Linked DNA regions of Homo sapiens: region 2 is linked to region 1. A link is a contact called in ENCODE Hi-C or POLR2A ChIA-PET data. All regions are on one chromosome and are shown on one strand. Each heading gives the region's core, a stretch centred on a gene start or an enhancer-like site at or near the end of the contact. The rest is flanking DNA. Distances are from core to core; before and after follow the strand shown.

The links. A loop is a pair of places that touch in the nucleus more often than their neighbours do. ChIA-PET counts read pairs that join two places held with the same protein, here RNA polymerase II (POLR2A). Pooled maps may share reads with other maps.
Region 2: a loop to region 1 is called in a pooled map, with 2.5 times the contacts of the local background. The contact joins two enhancer-like sites. A Hi-C loop is called at or near these places in 1 of 37 single-sample maps with no recorded cell type and 5 of 50 pooled maps. POLR2A ChIA-PET finds 5 or more read pairs at or near these places in 2 of 52 experiments (PC-9 and activated naive CD8-positive, alpha-beta T cell).

The regions. Positions count from the first base shown.
Region 1 is chr19:54,956,146-54,961,898 of GRCh38, forward strand. It overlaps a transcript of NLRP7 not described here. Among named protein-coding and RNA genes, the nearest start is that of NLRP2, 7.4 kb to the right of the region's middle. Within about 2 kb of position 2,891, at least 4 of the 41 ENCODE cell types and tissues checked have a DNase peak (open chromatin) inside an H3K27ac peak, as active enhancers do.
Region 2 is chr19:55,084,681-55,090,966 of GRCh38, forward strand. It overlaps EPS8L1 (EPS8 signaling adaptor L1), which reads left to right. Exons shown (of 20, transcript NM_133180.3): 15 at 1,161-1,293; 16 at 1,381-1,512; 17 at 1,712-1,838; 18 at 2,034-2,208; 19 at 2,623-2,755; 20 at 2,848-3,243. The coding sequence ends at 2,934. It overlaps PPP1R12C (protein phosphatase 1 regulatory subunit 12C), which reads right to left. Exons shown (of 22, transcript NM_017607.4): 22 at 6,238-6,286. Among named protein-coding and RNA genes, the nearest start is that of EPS8L1, 12 kb to the left of the region's middle. RefSeq lists an enhancer at 3,921-4,215. Within about 2 kb of position 2,513, at least 8 of the 41 ENCODE cell types and tissues checked have a DNase peak (open chromatin) inside an H3K27ac peak, as active enhancers do.

The DNA.
Region 1 (5,753 bases), core at 1,641-4,140:
GGGAAGGAGGGAAGGAGGGAAGGGAAGGAGGGAAAGGAAGTCAGTCTTGTGGGACAAGGAAGGAAGGAAGGAAGTCAGTCAGTCTTGTGGGACTCAGCCCTGAACCTTTGGGATCTGATGCTGTCCCCAGGTAGGGAGTGTCAGAACTAAATCAAAGGAGAGGACACCCAGCTGGTCTCTGCTGGAGAACTGGTTGTTGGTGGGGAGAAACATACATTTTTGGTGAAGTATTCTGTGTTGAGTGTGAAAGTAGGAAAAACAGGACTGGGTATGGTGGTTCATGCCTGTCATTCCAGGATTTTGGGAGGCCAAGGCAGGCGGATCACTTGAGGTCAGGACTTTGAGACCACCCTGGTGAACATGGCAAAACCCCATCTCTACTAAAAAAAAATACAAAAATTAGCTGGGCGCGGTGGCAGGTGCCTGTAATACCAGCTACTCGGGAGGCTGAGGCAGGAGAATCACTTGAACCCGGGAGGCGGAGGTTGCAGTGAGCTGAGATTGTGCCTTTGCACTCCAGCCTGGGAGACAGAGCAAGACTCTCCCTCAAAAAAAAAAAAAGGCCGGGCGCAGTGGCTCACGCCTATAATATCAGCACTTTGGGAGGCCGAGGCAGGTGGATCACTGACACCCAACACCACGCCTTCTAATTTTTTGCATTTTTAGTAGAAACGGGGTTTCACCATGTTGGCCAGGCTTGTCTCGAACTCCTGTCCTCTGGTGATCCACCTGCCTTGGCCTCCCAAAGTGCTGGAATTACAGGCGTGAACCCAGCAACTTTTCCCCCTTTTATCATACCTTAATTTGCCTCCACCACCCCCAGAAGCTCCAAGTCTCTACGCCTTTTCATTTATGTATGTATGTATTTATTTATTTATTTATTTATTTTATTTTGAGACAGGGTCTCCCTCTATCTCCCAGGCTGCAGTGCAGTGGCGTGATCTTGGCCCACTGCAACCTCCACCTCCCGGGTTCAAGTAATCCTCCTGTCTCAGCCTCCCAAGTAGCTGGGATTACAGGGCACACCACCACACCTGGCTAATTTTTGTATTTTTAGTGGAGACTGGGTTTCACCCTGTTGTCCAGGCTAGTCTCAAACTCCCGACGTCAGGTGATCCACCCATTTCGGTTCCCAAAGTGTTGAGATTACAGACCGTGAGCCACTGGGACGGACACCCCTACTCCTTTCTTCTTCTTCTTCTTTTTTTTTTTTTTTTTGAGATGGAGTCTCCCTTTGAAGCCCAGGCTGGAGTACAATGGTGCGATCTTAGCTCACTGCAGTTTCCTCCTCCCGGGTTCAAGTGATTCTCCTGCCTCAGCCTCCGGAGTAGCTGGGATTACAGGCACACACCACCACACCAGCTAATTTTTGTATTTTTAGCAGAGATGGGGTTTCACCATGTTGGCCAGGCTGGTCTCAAACTCCTGACCTCAGGTGATCCACCCACCTTGGCCTCCCAAACTGCTGGGATCACAGGCGTGAGCCACTGCACCCTACACTCTTATACTCCTTTCTGTAGCTCAGGCAGCTAGATGAGCTTCAATCATCTGGCCCTTCCTCCAGTCTCACATTTTTGTGGGACTCCTGTGCATACATAATTGAATCTGGTTTTTCTTCTGTCAAACTGTTTTGTGTCAATGTAATTCATAGCCCATCCAAAGAACCTAGGAGGGTGGAGGGAATCCATTTTCTCTCCTCCACACTGGAGGGCCATGGAGCCCAAGAGTTCAAGACTGGCCCGGTGTACAAAGTGAGACCCAGTCTCTATTTAAAAAAGATGGGGAGGGGGCCGGGCACGGTGTCTCACGCCTGTAATTCCAGCACTTTGGGAGGCCCAGGTGGGTGGATCACCTGAGGTCAGGAGTCCGAGACTAGCCTGGCCAAGGTGGTGAGACCGTGTCTTTACTAAAAATACAAAATTAGCTTGGTATGGTGGCAGGAGCCTGTAATCCCAGCTACTTGGAAGGCTAGGGCAGGAGAATCGCTTGGTTTGGGATTTTCTCCCTGAGGCACTTGCTATCTCCAGGATTATGGGTCTCAGGTGAAAGAAAGACAAAGAAGGAGAGAGAGACAGAGAGGGACAGGGAAAGAGAATTTCAGACTTATCTAACATTGACACTTAGGAGAAGTAGGGAGAAAGAGGTGGGAAAATAAAGTGGCTAGGTAAAAATGAACATGTCAGTAACAATAATAGCATTAACAATAACTAGTATTGCCGGGTGCAGTGGCTCACGCCTCTAATCCCAGCACTTTGGGACGCCGAGGTGGGCGAATCACAAGGTCAGGAGTTCAAGACCAGCCTGGCCAACATGGTGAAACCCTGTCTCTACTAAAAATACAAAAAGTTAGCTAGCTGGGCATAGTGGTGCATGCCTGTAATCCCAGCTACTCTGGAGGCTGAGGCAGGAGAATCGCTTGAACCCGGGAGGCAAAGGTTGCAGTGAGTCAAGATCAGGCCACTGCACTCCAGCCCAAGGGACAGAGTGAGACTCTGTCTCAAATAATAATAATAATAATAACTAGTGGCCAGGCACAGTGGCTCACGCCTGTAATCCCAGTGTAGCAGGACGAGCCACAGACAAAAACCTCTCAGACACCGAGTTGTAGAAGGAAGGGCTTTATTCAGCTGGGAGCATCGGCAAGCTACTGTCTTAAAATCCAAGCTCCTCGAGTGCACAGTTTCTGTCCCTTTTAAGGGCTCACAACACTAAAGACTGCGCATGAAAGGGTCATGATTGAGCAATCTAGGGGATACATAACAGGGGTTTCGTGCACTGCTGGTCAGAGAGAAAGAATAGGGCAGGGAGTTTCACAGTGTTCTTCTATACAATGCCTGGAATCTATGGATAACATCGGGTTCTAAGTCATGAGTTGATTTTTATCTACTAGGTTTACGCCAGGCAGGCCCAGGCCTGGTTTCGGGTCTGGTTTTGGGTCTGGTGCCTGGCGCCGGGCTACCTGCCTTTGGTTTCACTTCCTTGTTTTTTTCTTTTTCTTTTTTTTTTTTTTTGAGACAGAGTCTTGCTCTGTCGCTAAGGCTGGAGTGCAGTGGCACAATCTCGGCTCACTGCAAGCTCCGCCTCCTGGATTCAAGCAATTCTGCTGCCTCATCCTTCCGAGTAGCTGGGATTACAGGCGCACGCCACCATGCCCGGCTAATTTTTGTATTTTTAATAGAGACGGGGTTTCACCATGTTGGCCAGGCTGGTCTCAAACTCCTGACCTTGTGATCCACCCGCCTTGGCCTCCCAAAGTGCTGGGATTACAGGCGTGAGCCACCGTGCCCGGCCTCCTTGTTTTTTTTCTAAAACAAGTACTGAGTATAAAACAATATAAAACAATATGAGACGGTTTCTCTCTTCCCTCACCAGCACTTTGGGAGGCTGAGGCAGGTGGATCACAAGGTCAGAGTGGATAGCACTTTAGGAGGTTGAGGTGGGAGGATCCCTTGAGCCCAGGAGCTCAAGTCCAGCCTGGGCAACATAGCAAGACCCCCATTTCCAATTTTAGTGTATGTGCTGCCAAAGCAAATACTCTGAGACCCTGTTTCTACAAAAAATAAAAAAATTAAAATTAGTGCTTGGAAAAAAAAATTAGTGCTTGACCAGGAGGCAAGCACACCTCCTCATCCTCTCATGGATGTCTGTCTGTAGAAAGTAAATGGAGACAGCTTCATTTTACCCAACTGCTCCGTTTTAGGTCCGCTCCTGAGCTTCTGTTGTTCCCAGCCATGCAACCCTGGGAGCCGACTCCCGGCTGCAGAGCCTTGTCAGAAGCAGGCAATGTACACAGAGACCCAAGGCCTGGTGTAGACAGGCTTTCACAGACCTGGGCATTTTGTTGAATTGTTTTTGAATTGTGGTTTCTTATCAGTTCATCCGATACTCTGTTCTAACCACGTAGTTCCTCTTTTGGATCTCCAAACCCCTTTGCAGGTTCCATCTACCCGAACCAAACTCACTTATTCCAACAGAAGTCTGGTGTTTCTTGTTTTTTTTGTTTGTTTGTTTCTTTCGTTTTGTTTTTTGAGATGTTGTCTCCCTCTATCACCCAGGCTGGAGTGCAGTGGCGAGATCTCAGCTCACTGCAACCTCTGCTTCCCGGGTTCAAGCAATTCTCCTCCCTCAGCCTCCTGGGTAGCTGGGATTACAGGTGCCTGCCGCCACACCCAGCTAACTTTTGTATTTTTAGTAGAGACGGGATTTCACCATGTTGGCCAGGCTAGTCTCGAGCTCCTGACCTCAAGTGATCCACCCATCTCAGCCTCCCAAAGTGCTGGGATTACAGCCTTAAGCCACCGCGCTCAACCAGAAGTCTGTTTAAATCCATCCTTCTCCCCAGCCACCCATGAGTTATGTGACCTTGGGGTTGCTACTTAACATTTCAGTCTCAATTTCCTCAATAGAACAAAAGTTAGAAGAATTGTAACAAAAGATAGTTTTATTTTTATTTTTATTTTTATTTTTTGAGATGGAGTCTTGCTCTGTCACCTAGGCTGGAGTGCAGTGGTGTGATGGTGGCTCACTGCAAGCTCCGCCTCCCGGATTCACGCCATTCTCCTGCCTCAGCCTCCCAAGTAGCTGGGACTACAGGCACCCGCCACCGTGCCCAGCTAATTTTTTTAATTTTTAGTAGAGACGGGGTTTCACCGTGTTAGCCAGGATGGTCTCGATCTCCTGACCTCGTGATCCGCTTGCCTCGGCCTCCCAAAGTGCTGGGATTACAGGCGTGAGCCACCATGCCCAGCACAAAAGATAATTTCTTAATCCCATGCATTTGAGTCTTAAAAAAATATTCTATATAATTCCAAGGTCAAAGAAGAAATAACAAAGGGCATTTTTAAAAATGCTAGAACTGAGTGGTGGTGAAATTGCTGTTGAAATGTGTTTGTTGCACTGATGGAAATTTATAAATGTAAATATTTATATTAAAATATAAAATAATGGGCCAGGCATAGTGGCTCACACCTGTAATCTCAGTACTTTGGGAGGCCAAGGCGGGAGGGCCATGGAGCCCAGGAGTTCAAGACCGGCCCGGTGTACAAAGTGAGACCCAGTCTCTAGTTAAAAAAGAGGGGGAGTGGGCCAGGCACAGTGTCTCACGCCTGTAATTCCAGCACTTTGGGAGGCCAAAGCAGGTGGATCACCCGAGGTCAGGAGTCCAAGACCAGCCCGGCCAAGGTGGTGAAACCCCGTGTCTACTAAAAATACAAAATTAGCTTGGTATGGTGGCGGGAGCCTATAATCCCAGCTAGGGCAGGAGAATCACTTGAACCCGGGAGGCAGAGGTTGCAGTGAGCCAAGATCATGCCACTGCACTCCAGCCTGGGCAACAACAGAGAGACTTCATCTCTAAATAAATAAATAAATAAATAAAAGAAAATACAAATTTTTTAAAAAAGGTACTGTGGCTGGGCGTGGTGGTTCACACCTGTAATCCCAGCACTTTGGGAAGCCGAGGCAGGTGGATCTCAGATCAGGAGTTCAAGAAGAGCCTGGCCAGCATGGTGAAAACCTATCTGTACTAAAAATTAGCCTGGCATGGTGGCAGGTGCCTGTAGGAGGCTGAGGCAAGAGAATTGCTTGAGCCCCGGAGGCAGAGGTTGCAGTGAGCCGAGACCACACCACTGCACTCCAGCCTGGGCAACAGAGCGAGAGTCTGTCTCAAAAAGGAAACAAAAAAAAAAGTACCTCCAAATTATGGTAGGGTGTCCATATTAAGAAGGTAGAAAAAGGTCGGGGGAAGTGGATGC
Region 2 (6,286 bases), core at 1,263-3,762, 130 kb after region 1:
TCAGAGCTGAAATCCCACCCCTGCCCCCAGCTGCCTGATATCGCAACCCTGGTCCCTGTTCACAGCTTCAAGTCACTTTCTCCGAGCCTCAAGTTCTTTTTTGCAGGGAAACTGGGAATAATGATTATCCGTTCCCGGAACAGTGAGAAGTCTGTGGTGTTGTAGGAACTAGCAGTTAAGGGCTTAAGGCTGTGACCAGGTTCAAGTTCAAGTCCAGCTGCCTGCAAACTAAGGCAGCATTATTCAGACCTGGGCTACCCTGGTCCCGGGCTGGCGATGCCACTCTCTTACTCTGTGACCTTTACATCCCTGTGCCTCAGCTTCCTCCTCTGTGAAAATGGAGGAGATCATAGGGTCTCTGGGGGAGGAAGAAACTGGGGGAGAGAGGGGAGTCCAAATTCATGGTTCTACCAACCGTTGTCATAAAGATCAAATTAACTAATATACGTAACAGAACAGTGCCCAGCACACAGTAAGTGGTACAGAAGTGGTAGCTATTGTTTTTTGAGACAGTCTCACTCTGTCATCAGGCTGGAGTGCAGTGGTGAGATCTCAGCTCACTGCAACTTCTGCCTGCCAGGTTCAAGCAATTCTCCTGCCTCAGCCTCCAGAATAGCTGGGACTACAGGCGCGTGCCACCACGCCCAGCTAATTTGGGTATTTTTTAGTAGAGACAGGGTTTCACCATGTTGGCCAGGATGGTCTTGATCTCTTGACCTCATGATCTGCCCGCCTCAGCCTCCCAAAGCGCTGGGATTACAGGCGTGAGCCACCGCGCCCGGCCTAGCTAGTGTTTTTATTATGCTTATGAGTTATGATATATAAAGCCCAGTGCCTATTAGATGCTCAATAAATGACAGCTGTTTCTAGCTGTGTGATGTGGGCAAGTCATTTTCTCGCTCTGAGCCTCATTCTCCTCTGTAAAATGGAATCGATGGTGGGATAGTACCCACTACATATGCCTACAGCACAATGCCAAGCAACGGAGGGAGCAAATATATTCAGTCTGTTATTCTTGTTTCAAATTTCTATTAACAGTATTAACCCGGCCCCTGCTGTGCCCCCAGCTTGGCTCTAACCCCAGCTCACACCAGCACCCTGCAGCCCAGAGCAATGGGGCTGGCTGCCTCCTTATCTCCAACCCTCCCGCTTCTCCTCAGTCACCGAGACTTGGAGCCAGAATCTGAGCCTCAGCTGGAGTCAGAGACAGCAGGAAAATGGGTCCTGTGTAATTATGACTTCCAGGCCCGCAACAGCAGTGAGCTGTCGGTCAAGCAGCGGGACGTACTGGAGGTTAGAGGAGCGGGAGGCTGAGGGGCAGGAATTAGCCAGCCCTAGCTGCAGACAGGCTCTGAACCCTCTGTTCTTTACCACACCCAGGTCCTGGATGACAGTCGTAAGTGGTGGAAGGTTCGGGACCCAGCGGGGCAGGAGGGATATGTGCCCTACAACATCCTGACACCCTACCCCGGACCCCGGCTGCACCACAGCCAAAGCCCTGCCCGCAGCCTGGTGAGCCAGCGCAGACGCTGGGATCTTGAGGGTGGAGAGGCTGGGACCAGATCCTGGGAACAAGGGGCGTGGGGATCAGCTGTCAAGAGTGCTGGAGCAGGTGGTGACTGGGGGTTCAGAAATGCATCTCCAGAAAGGGGAGAGGCTGGGACTCTGAGTCCTCTCCCTAACCCAGGTACTCTCCTCTCCTTCCTTTCAGAACAGCACTCCTCCTCCACCACCAGCCCCAGCCCCGGCCCCACCTCCAGCTCTGGCTCGGCCCCGCTGGGACAGGCCCCGCTGGGACAGCTGCGATAGCCTCAACGGCTTGGACCCCAGCGAGAAGGGTGAGTGGTGGGGACGCCGGCTGCGGGGAGCGGTCCTTATCCTTGCTTTCCAGGCAGAGAAACGGGGGCTCAGAAAGAGCAAAGGGACTCCCGTCCCATTCTGGGGACGCTGGAGCGCCCCCCCGCCCCGCCCTCTGGCCCCAGGACCCCTCGCCCTGAGCCCGCACTCCCTACCTCCCGGTTTCCCGCCTGCAGAGAAATTCTCCCAGATGCTCATCGTCAACGAGGAACTGCAGGCGCGCCTGGCCCAGGGCCGCTCGGGACCGAGCCGCGCAGTCCCAGGGCCCCGCGCCCCGGAACCGCAGCTCAGCCCGGGCTCGGACGCCTCCGAGGTCCGCGCCTGGCTGCAGGCCAAGGGCTTTAGCTCCGGGTGAGTGGGGCCGGGGCCCTCTCGGCGCGGGTTGATACGGACGCTGGGAGCGGAGCGTTCCGATCGGCCGGGAGTCGGGGGGCGGCAGTCGTGGAGACCACAGGGAGCCGGGATTAGCCCGAAGTGAGGGTCTGTCTGGTAGCAACACCCAATGGCAGGCTGTGATTGCCATGTTTTTTCAGACTCCGACTGGATTCCTTAGGGAAATCCCGTACCCTTTGAAAGCAGGATGCGGCCACGCCCCCCGGGTGGCAACATTGTGATTGGTGGGTGGGGTTCAGGAGGTGTCGGGCCTGCCCCCGCTAGAGCTAGAATGCTGTTCTGATTGGACCATCGCCGGGTGGGCGTGACATGATTGTCCGGGCTGGGGCATCCGCCGACCGGCCTGACCGCGCCCGGGCTGCCCTCGCTCAGGACCGTGGACGCGCTGGGTGTGCTGACCGGGGCGCAGCTTTTCTCGCTGCAGAAGGAGGAGCTGCGGGCGGTGAGCCCCGAGGAGGGGGCACGTGTGTACAGCCAGGTCACCGTGCAGCGCTCGCTGCTGGAGGTGAGCCGGACCGCTGGTCCCTGGGTCTGGGTAGGGTTGGGATGACGAGGGCTCGGACGCCAGGACAAAGCGATTTCCACCCCGCCCTCCAGGACAAAGAGAAAGTGTCAGAGCTGGAGGCAGTGATGGAGAAGCAAAAGAAGAAGGTGGAAGGCGAGGTGGAAATGGAGGTCATTTGACCTGCCAGGCGCCCTTCGCAAAGAGTGACGAGGCCCCGTGGGAGAACGGACTCCTCAGACTCTCCCCAATAGCGGAAGTCGATCTTCTGAAGGATGGCCAATCTGCTCCGGCCCTGGTCTTCCCCCATCCCGGTGGACAGACTTAACGATCCTTGCTGCAGTCCCTCCGGAGAGGATCTGGACTGGCTGGGAGTGGGGAGGGCGTGGAGACAGTCTACGGAAAGCGCTAGCAGACCCCCGAGAGGGTGCAGTGGAGCCCTGAGCATTGTAATATGCGGCCCAGCCTATAAACAGCCTCCGTGCTTAGCAGATGGTGTGCCAACTGCTGTCCTCTACCCGGCTACCAGGGGGCTCAGAAACCTGCCCCTCGACCCAGTCACAGCCTCATGGAACCTGGAAAATGTTCCACCCTCTTTGGTTTCTCTCTGAACCCTCCTTTCCATCCCCAGGGTCCCAAACCAGGCTCCCTCCTGACCTCCTAGCCAGCCTAGTCCAGCTTGCCCCACCTTCACGTTTCCCTGGCTCGCGGCTGCTGGGCATGAGGCTTTGTGTCTCCCTTCCCGCCTCACCAACGTTCTCACTTCATTCCTTCCTGCGTCCTGGCCCTGCCCTTCTCCAAACGCTCCCAAGCGTTCAACCTCTGAGGTTTGCACCTGCTGTCTCTGCTGGCTGAAACGGCCATTCCCTGCCTGGCGAACTCCTGTTCAGCCTCCCTGGCCCAGCTCAAACACTCACTGTGGGGAAGCCTGCCCTCATCCCCGAAGCTAGTTTCCCAGCATCCACTTCTCCATTTTGTCCCCCACCTCCTGCCACGGCCCTACCAGGTAGAACTGGCTGCCTCCCAAGCATGCCACAGCTTTCTGGCCACTCTTTGTTCTGGGAGATGGCAGCCAACTGAAAACTTCCTAATCCCTCAAGAACTAGCTCCTTCTCCCTCTGGCAAGCCCTGTAACTTTCTTTTCCCCATTATCCAGGTGGCTGGTAAGGTCTGCTTTTCTCTGGATCCCACTGTTTTCCAGACTGGATATTCTCTGCCTTTGGGAAGAATGGCCCTTTCTCTTTCTCCCCTGGCTCTGCCTTCCCCAGATTACTGAGGGCCTCTGGGCCTCTGGGCCTCAAGCCTCTCCCGGAGTTGTTCCAACCTGGGCCACCAGATGGCGCCCTCCAAGATGGGAAAGGATCAGAGAGACGCCCCCCCACCCCCACCCCGCCCCCCGCCCTTGGGGCAGGCAGGAGTTCTCAGTCCCCACTTTGCCACCTCCTGCCTGGTTCCTTCTGGTTCCTTCCTTCCTCTTTGGATCTCCAAGAGTCCTTCTCCTATCTGCCCCGTCCCTAGATCCTATTCACATACTTCCCTTGGCTCCCTATGGCTCACCGGATAAAACCAGGCCCCAGCTTGGCAGTCACAGGTTGCCCACTCGGCTCACCAGCTTCTCCGACCACGGGGCTCAGCTTCCCTCCTCCTGCTGCCAAGCTTGGTTCATGTGGTTGCTTCTGCCCAGAATACTCTCAGCCCCTCTACCACTTGCCCGGGGCCCCACCCCTCATTCTTAGTAGGGGAATAGGAAAGGTAGGCAATTCCCCCAAACCTCTTTGCTCCATTCCCGCACCCGCCCCCCGCCCCCCAATAAGCCCCCGTGGCTCTCGCCACCTAGGCTGCAAACTGAAATGCCTGCAGGAACCCGACAAGAGACCCAAGTGAGCCAGCCGGGCCTCAGCCCTACCCCCGTCACAGGCCAGCTTGTTTGAACATCCTGGCAGCTGTATCTTCCAATATTCTCAGAACCTGACCATCTCTCACCATCTTCACTCCCATCACCCCAGCCAGAGCCACCCTCTCTCTTGCTTGGATTTCACCAGTAGACCCTTAGCTGGTCCCCCCAATCCTCACCACCAACCCCCAGCCTGTTCTCCATGCCAGAGGGACCTGTTAAAACCTAAGTCAGGCCATGGCCATGCTCCAAAAGACACCCAGAGCTCCAATCTCACAGCTCAAGCCCTTCCCAGGGCCAAGTCTCCACACAGCCACCGTGACCTCTCTAGCTTCATTCCCTGCTTTCTCCAGCTCCTCAGCTTCCTGCAGCACACCAGGTGCCCTACCCCAGGGCCTCCACACACACAGCTCCCATCATCCCTCAAATACCTACACAGCTCCCTCCCCAGGGTCTCCACACACAGAGCTCCCATCATCCAGAGCACCCTTCCCTCAAATACCTACACAGCTCCCTCTCCACCACCTTCAACCATCTGCCTGCACCAGCTTTTCCCTGAGGCCTGCCTAGACCACTCTATTCAAAACACATGTGCACACACGTGCACCCACCTTCCCAACCCCTTTCTTTTCTCCAGAGCGCCGCCACCTTGAAATACATTTATTTTAACATCGGATGCCCCCCTCCTAAAAGTATTGGATCTTTGTTTTGTTCAGTAATGATCAGTCACACTGTACTCACTCAGTCCTGTTCTTCCTGTTGGTGTTATACTAATTGTTGAATGAATGCCTCATCTCAGAAGATGGCTCCTACTCAGCTCTAGTCAACGGTGGCTATGCAGGACTGAAAAGTTCATATTGTCACAGATTCCTGTTCTTTCAAAAGAAGGCAAAATTCTTTTTGTTTTTTGTTTGTTTGTTTGTTTTTGAGATGGAGTCTCGCTCTGCTGCCCAGGCTGGAGTGCAGTGACTCGATCTTGGCTCACTGCAACCTCTGCCTCCCAGGTTCAAGCGATTCTCCTGCCTCAGCCTCCCAAGTAGAGTAGATGCGATTACAGGCACCTACCACCACGCCTGCTAATTTTTGCATTTTTAGTAAAGAAGGGGTTTCACCATGTTGGCCAGGCTGGTCTCGAACTCCTGACCTCAAATGATCTGCCCGCCTCGGCCTCCCAAAGTGCTGGGATTACAGGCGTGAGCCACCACACCCGGCCAAAATTCCAGATTTTTACACACAAATTTCTCCAAATGTTAAATGTTGGCAATTGACTAAATTTGTTTCAAAGACACTGATGGCAAAACCCAAACTCCCCAGCTCCACATCCTTGGCCCCAGAGGTCTTGCCCGCTGATCCCTCCTGCCCCATCAGCTTCCCCTCAGCCCCCCGCCTGCGATCACGCGGGCTCCGTCTTGGAGCCTTCGCTCCCGCTGGGGGCTCATCCTGAAGCTCCTTCACCACACAGGTGAGTAAGCACCAGCCCATCCCCCGGCACCCACCCAAGTGGCCCAGTGGTTTGGTCATGGACACGCACGGCCCCCCAGCAGGAGCAGGAAACAGTGCCCTCCCTCTGGCTGGGAACACAGAGCTTGAGTGGCAACTTCACGACTTTTATTTGTGGTGCCTGTGCTTTATCTCGAAAA